3 separate regions of the Homo sapiens genome follow, and regions 1 and 3 are each linked to region 2. Evidence: read pairs that join two places in POLR2A ChIA-PET (ENCODE). Cell type or tissue: GM12878. All regions are shown on one strand.

Evidence for each region. Peaks named below come from ENCODE experiments on the same cell type or tissue, not always from the same donor. Only the 100,000 strongest peaks of a DNase experiment are listed, where the experiment ranks them.
Region 1: POLR2A ChIA-PET joins it to region 2 with 7 read pairs; 5 of 35 experiments call an interaction of 5 or more read pairs at or near these places.
Region 3: POLR2A ChIA-PET joins it to region 2 with 6 read pairs; 7 of 35 experiments call an interaction of 5 or more read pairs at or near these places.

What each region holds. Positions count from the first base shown.
Region 1 is chr1:31,875,629-31,878,128 of GRCh38, reverse strand. No RefSeq gene overlaps it. Among named protein-coding and RNA genes, the nearest start is that of SPOCD1, 61 kb to the right of the region's middle. In GM12878, no CTCF peak of the experiment used is centred here; no DNase peak of the experiment used is centred here.
Region 2 is chr1:32,004,321-32,006,820 of GRCh38, reverse strand. No RefSeq gene overlaps it. Among named protein-coding and RNA genes, the nearest start is that of KHDRBS1, 8.3 kb to the left of the region's middle. In GM12878, no CTCF peak of the experiment used is centred here; a DNase peak (open chromatin) is centred at 1,200.
Region 3 is chr1:31,853,703-31,856,202 of GRCh38, reverse strand. No RefSeq gene overlaps it. Among named protein-coding and RNA genes, the nearest start is that of SPOCD1, 39 kb to the right of the region's middle. In GM12878, no CTCF peak of the experiment used is centred here; no DNase peak of the experiment used is centred here.

The sequences.
Region 1 (2,500 bases), 130 kb after region 2:
TTGTGCTTCTCTGCAAAACAGAGAAGATTCTCCCATGGCCCAGGACCGTGGCCTTCATAAGCACACAGCCCTTGGAGCAGCAGCCACTCAGGGGTGGCTCTTGTGTCTAATAGACACTTGGGGAACTGCCTCTCTTTAATACAGGTCCTGGGAAGTGGCACAGGAGACATGTCAACAAAAGTCTGCTTCCCCCAGAAGCAGACCCTGAGACATGGACTTCAGTGCACAGTAATTCAGGAAGTACAGGAAACACCAGTAGAGGACTGAGAAGTGTACAAGAAAGGGAAGGCTCCCAGTAAAGGGCGTATTATCACACCAGAGACCACTTTGGGCAGCTAGAGCTAAAGTCCATGGGGAAGCCGAAGAAAGTCTCAGGGTCCTCTTCCCAGATGGGTGAGGGAGCTGGGGTATTTATACACCTATCCTGCCATTCATTCTCCAGGTAGAGAGGTCTTTTGTAGCTCTGAAAAAAGCCTGCTGGGAGCGGTGGCTCACACCTGTAATCTCAACACTTTGGGAGGCTAAGATGGATGGATCGCTTGAGTCTAGGAGTTCAAGGCTAGCCTGGGCAACATGGCAAAACTGCATCTCTACTAAAAAAAAATCTATCTATCTATATAGATATAAATACACACACACACACACACACACACACACACACATATACACATAAAAATTAGCTGCGCATGGTGGCTCATCATTCATCATGCCTATAGTCCCAGCTATGTGGGGGGCTGAGGTGGGAGGATCACGGGGGCCCAAGAGGTCGAGGCTGTAGTGAGCAGAGATCATGCCACTGCACTTTCGCCTGTGCAACAGAGCAAGAGTCTCTGTCTCAAAAAAATATATAAAAATAAAATATAAAGTAAAATGAAAAAAGCTTTGGCCGGGTGCAGCGGCTCATGCCTATAATCCTAGCACTTTGGGAGGCTGAGGTAGGCGGATTGCTTGAGCTCAGGAGTTTGAGACCAGCCTGGGCAACATGGTGAAAGCCTGCCTCTGCTAAAAATACAAAAAATTAGCCAGGCATGGTGGCGGGCGCCTGTAATCCCAGATACTGGGAAGGCTGAGGCACAAGAATCGGTTGAACCCGGGAGGCAGAGGTTGCAGTGAGCCGAGATCGTGCCATTGCACTCCAGCCTGGGCAACAGAATGAGACTCTGTCTCAAAAAAAAAAAAAAAAAAAAAAAAAAAAAGCCAAAAAAATTGCCTCCAGGTAATGAGATACAGAAACTGGAAGATGAAAGTTCAGTGAAACAGACTGAAGTGATGAGGATTGAGGGATATGGTGGGGTCTCCACCCTGGGACCAATGCTCCTGGGGCCCAGATTCCACTAGTGAACTAAACCTTAGCACACTAAGCCAGTCTCAGCCAGTCCCAGCTATAGCTGGAAGTGGCCTTTTTAACATCTATGTGGAAGTCTACATATATTCAAATCTTATAAATCCCTGCTTAGATTTCTGTCTGCTGCTTCCATCAATTATGAGAGAGGTCTGTTATTTTGTCTTGTTCTCTTTTTCCTCTAGTTCGAAAGATCTCTTTTCTGTTTCTATTCTTGTAGTAGTTACCCTAGTAATTTCAACTTGCTTCCTGACTTATCAAAGTCTAAAATTAATCAATGCCTTTTTTTTCCCTGAACTATGCAACAACCCCAAAACACTTTAACTTCATTAACCAGTCTCCAGCTTATATACTATTGTCGCTGTGTGTTTTTTCTTTTTTTTAACCCCCAAGAGATATTATTATTTTGATTTTATGTAGTCAATGAATAACATGGATTATTTAGAAACATCTTAATTTCCAAATACATGGGGATTTTATGATTACCTTTTCTTTATTAATTTATAGCATATATGCATTGTGGTCTGAAAACATATTCTATATCATTTTAATACTTTGACATTTGTTCAGATTTGCTTAATGGCCAAGGATACAGGATGTATTTGATTTCTAGAAATACTTCATGAGTGCTGAAGCAACATGGATTCTGCAGTGGTTGCATACTGTGTTCTATAGACGTCTACTAGGTCAGGCTAGTTAATCATTAAATCCTCTGTGTTCTTACTGATTGTTTTTGTCTACTTGTTTTAGCAACTAATGGAGAGAGATATGTTAACATTTCCTGCTACGATTATGGATTTATGGATTTATCTGTTTCTCTTTGTCATTCTGCCATTTTTAATTTTTTACTTTATATCTTTTAAAAAGCATGTTGTAGCTGGGTGCGGAGGTTCAAGCCTGTAATCCCAATAATTTGGGAGGCTGAGGTGGGTGGATCACCTGAGGTCAGGCATTCGAGACTAGCCTGGGCAACATGGTGAAACCCTGTCTCTACTAAAAATACAAAAAAATTAGCCGAGTGTGGTGGCAGGCGGCTGTAATCTCAGCTACTCTGGAGGCCGAGGCAGGAGAATCGCTTGAACCCAGTAGACATAGGTTGCAGTCTATATCCGACTGCATAGCCGACATCGTGCCATTGCACTCCAGCCTGGGCAACAA
Region 2 (2,500 bases):
TGGGCGACAGAGCGAGACTTCATCTAAAATAATAATAATAATAATAATAAATAAAAAATAAAAATTACCCAGGCATGGTGGCGGGCACCTGTAATCCCAGCTATTTGGGAGGCTGAGGCAGGAGAATCGCTTGAACCTGGGAGGTGGAGGTTACAGTGAGCCAAGATCGCGTCATTGCACTCCAGCCTGGGCAACAAGAGTGAAACTCCATTTCAAAAATAAATAAATAGATAGGCTGGGCGCAGTGGCTCCCAATCCCAGCACTTTGGGAGGCTGAGGTGGGTGGATCAGCTGAGGTCAGGAGTTCGAGACGAGTCTGGCCAACATGGCAAAACCCCGTCTCTACTAAAACTACAAAAATTAGCCAGGTGTGGTGGCACCTGCCTTTAATCCCAGCTACACGGGATGCTGAGGCAGGAGAATTGCTTGAACCTGGGAGGTGGAGGTTGCAGTGAGCCGAGATCGCACCACTGCACTCCAGCCTGGGTTACAGAGAAAGACTGTCTCAAAATAAATAAATAAATAAACAAACAAACTCCCACTCTGCCCTTTGCCACTGACCTGCTCCTCCTCAGTGTCTGTATCTTAGGGAACAGCACCCCTAACTCACTGCACACCCTGGATATCTGAGACTTGTTCTGACTTCCCTCCTCTGCCTCATCACTCTACCCCCACCACATACAAACCATTCTTAAGTCCTTTGTTGCTTACCTCATAAATACTGAAAATCCCATCCACATTTCTCTGTCTCCCCTGCCTCTGCCTCCAGCTGAAGTGCCATAATGCCTCTCTTGAACTTCTGCCACCTCTGACCTGGTCCCCTACTTCCACTCCTTTTCCCCTTTTCTATTTTCAACCCAGAAGCCAGAATAGTATTTTTCCTATTGCCTTTAGGATAAAGACCTGAGTCCTGTTAACATGTTTGACCTGCCCCTACCTGTATGCCTTTCTTTTCTTTTTTTATAGAGATCGGGTCTCACTGTATTGCCCAGGCTGGAATGCAGTGGCGCCATCATAGCTCACTGCAGCCTCCAACTCCTGGCCTCAAATGATCCTCCTTCCTCAGCCTCCCAAGTAGCTGGGACTACAGGTGCTACTGTGCCCAGCTACACATGGCTTTCTTACCTCATCTCATGCCATTCTCCTCCCTGGTTCCTGTGCTTAGCAACCCTGGCCTTTTTCAGTTCCTCAAATAAGCCAGACTCCTGCTTCCTCTCGACCACACCCATTCTGGTTCCTTAGCTTAAAACTCCAATCACTGTCCCCCTTCCTCCAATCCAGTCCCTTGTCTTTTCTTTCTTTAGCTACTCCTCTTTTCTTTAGCTACTGTAATTCCTATATATTCTTCCGATATAGTCAATTGCCACTTCTTCAGGGAAGGTGTCCAGGCCCCCTAGTGCAGATTGGCTTAGCTCCCTTTGTTACATGCTTTCATGGCTCCTTCCTAAAACAGCACCTTTTAAATTTACCTCTTTGGGGCTGGATGTGGTGGCTCATTCCTGTAATCCCAGCATTTTGGGAGGCCAAGGTGGGTGGATTACTTGAGCTCAGGAGTTCGAGACCAGCCTGGGCAACATGGCGAAACCCTGTCTCTACCAAAAAAAAAAAAAAAAAAAAATTCACTGGGTGTAGTGATGTGAGCCTGTGGTCCCAGCTACTTGGGAGGCTAAGGTGGGAGGATTGCTTGAGCCCAGGAGGTGGAGGTTGCGGTGAGCCGAGCTCATGCCACTGTACTCCATCTTGGGTGACAGAGTGATACCCCATCTCAAAAAAAAAAAAAAAAAAACCACACAAAAATTTACCTCTTTGTGATTATTTGAGTAACCTCCATCTCTGCAACTCAAATGTAAGCTCTATGAGAGCAGGAACTTTGTTTCTGGTGTTTAAGGTTATGTCCCCAGCACAGTGCTGGTCTGGATTGGCTGATCAGTAAATATTTGTTGACTCAATGAATATCAATAGGAACAGCACATGCAAAGACAACAAAACTTTACAAAACTTGGTGTGGGTCCCTGGAATGGCAAGTTGCGGGATATGAGCTAGATTTGGATGAGTGGGGAGGGGCTCATGGAAGATGGCAGGAGATAAGGCCAAAAGGTAGTCTGAGCCGGGCGGGCTGGCTCACGCCTGTAATCCCAGCACTTTGGGAGGCGGAGGCGGGTGGATCACGAGGTCAGGAGATTGAGACCATCCTGGCTAACATGGTGAAACCCCGTCTCTACTAAAAATACAAAAAAAATTAGCCGGGCGCGGTGGCGGGCGCCTGTAGTCCCAGCTACTCAGGAGGCTGAGGCAGGAGAATGGCGTGAACCCGGGAGGCGGAGCTTGCAGTGAGCCAAGATCGCGCCACTGCACTCCAGCCTGGGTGACAGAGCGAGACTCCGTCTCAAAAAAAAAAAAAGGTAGTCTGAGTCTTGATGCTCAGATAAGGAGATAGAGTGCCAGTGGAGAACAGTGAGATAACGTGGTCAGACGCGGAAAGGAGGGAAGAACACCACAG
Region 3 (2,500 bases), 150 kb after region 2:
AATGAAGCCAACTCTGACAACTCTAGGAATCTAGCAAGCCCTCCCTCCCCTCTTTCTCCGTCTTTCTCTGCTTTATTTTTTCCTTTTTCCACAGCACCTATCATCTCCAGAAATACATATATTTGCTTGCTTATTGCATTCACTGTTTGTCTCCCCCTGCGAGAGGTCAAGATCTTTGTTTTGTTCTCTGATGTCTACCAAATGCCTAGAATAATGCTTGCATTTGGTAGGCACTCAATAAACACTTTCTTATATGTGTAATCCACGAGATAAATATAATTTTTATCACTTTTACAGCATCTGAAGGACGTAGTCTGGGGCCTGGCCCCAGAAGCTGAGGTACAAAGAAGGTAACAAACTTAATCAGATCACCCAGCCAATAAGTAGTGGAGCTGAGAGTTGAACTAAGAATCCTTGCACTTAGCCGCTACTTCAAATTGCTTTCTTGAAACTTACAAAATGGGAGCCTCATGTAGGCTGCTTCCTGGATTCCAGTGACTCACATGATCTAATTATTCTCTTTGCTCTGAGAAGGCTGCACTCCTACTCAGACTGGGGCTAGGTTTCACATTTCTTTGTCTCCTAAGATATGTAAACATGGTATTTCATTTTACAACAAAGACCTTTGAACTGGATTGGATCTTTCATTCTGTCACGTTCTTGGGGCCCCACAACTCCATGGACAGAAAGTGAGCACCACGAAGACAGGTCTTGTTGGATATTCTCTTTGTCCCTTTCTGATTCCCCAGTGCCCAGAGCAAGGTGGGTGCTCCACAAGTATGTGTTAAATGTCGTATGAATGACATTGGAGATGGTATCCAGTTAAATTTTAGCCTTGTGGCCTTGTTTGACTTGAGGTCATGGTTCATCATGCCTCAAGTCAGGCAATGAAAATGAGAAGGAACCAGTAGAGTATGGAACAGATTGGGAAATCTTCCCGTTTTCATCGTCTGAAAGTGCTGGAGTGCCTGCAGGGCACGGTGATCATCCATAGGCTTATGGCTCCTTGGGTAACTGCCCCCAGCGCCACGTGACCTGGGTGGAGTTATCAATCACGGTGCCCCAGTTGCCTCAGCCATGAAGTGGAGGAGCGTGCCCCAACCTAGGCAGGGCCCCAGACTGCATCCTTCAGACACTGTAACGACTGACCCTGCAACTGAAGCTGGACAAGCAGTCTATGGTTTTTATTATTGTTGTTCTGATTATTACTGTTATAATGAACAGGATAGGCCAGTCCTCGTTCTTATGTTTCACAAGGGAATGAAGGGTGGGCTGTCGGCGAGCTGCCTCTGAGGTTGCCAGTGGATCCCTTTCTGGTTGTGTGGACAATGTCTTAGTGTGTTCATGCTGCTTTAACAAAATACCTGAGACTGGATCATTTGTAAGGAACAGAAATCGATTTCTCACAGTTTTGCAGGCTGGAAGTTAAAGATCAAGGTGCTGGCAGGTTCAGTGTCTGGTGACGGGCTGGTCCCTGCTTCTAAGAGGGTGCCTCGTTGCTGTATCCTCCAGAGGGGACGAACGCTGTGTCCTCCCATGGCGGAAGCGACAGAAGGGCAAAAGAGCCTAGCTAGTTCCCTTGAGACCTTTTATAAGGGCACTACTCCCATTCATGCAGGTGGAGCCCTTATTTATTTATTATTTATTTATTTGTTTATTTATTGAGACGGAGTTTTCTCTTGTTGCCCAGGCTGGAGTGCAATGGTGCGATCTCAGCTCACCGCAACCTCCGCCTCCCAGGTTCGTGATCTTCCTGCCTCAGCCTCCTGAGTAGCTGGGATTACAGGCATGTGCACCATGCCCGGCTAATTTTGTATTTTTAGTAGAGATGGGATTTCTCCATGTTGGTCAAGCTGGTCTCGAACTCCTGACCTCAGGTGATCCATCCGCCTCGGTCTCCCAAAGTGTTGGAATTACAGGCATGAGCCACTGCAACCGGCCTATTTTTTTGAGACAGGGTCTCTCTCTGTCGCCCAGGCTGGAGTGTAATAGCGTGTTCTCGGCTCACTGCAACCTCTGCATCCCAGGCTCAAATGTTCCTCCTGCGTCAGCCTCCCAGGTAGCTGGGACTACAGGCATGCACCCCTATGCCTGGATAATTTTTTATATTTTTTGTAGAGAGAGGGTTTTGCCATGTTGCCCAGGCTGAGAGCTCTTATGTCTTAATCACCTCCTGGAGGCCTCACCTCTGGGTACTATCACACTAGGTTTTAGTTCCACCCTTATGAATTTTGGGGGACACATACATCCAAACCATAGCAGAGACTGTGTAACATGAAGGAGTGGAGCCAGCACACAGAAAAAGGTGAGAGAGAGATAGAGATGGAGGAGGAGAAAGGAGGGAGGGAGGATGAGAGGGAGGGAAGAAGGAAGGAAGAGAGGGGAAGAGGAAAACAGAGAGAGAGAGAGACTTATGATTTGTTTTAATGAGAGCTCTTCAACAGCCTTTTAAATCTTTTCTTTGATTATTGTTCTCTTCAGCTTTTCTACTTCTCGAGTC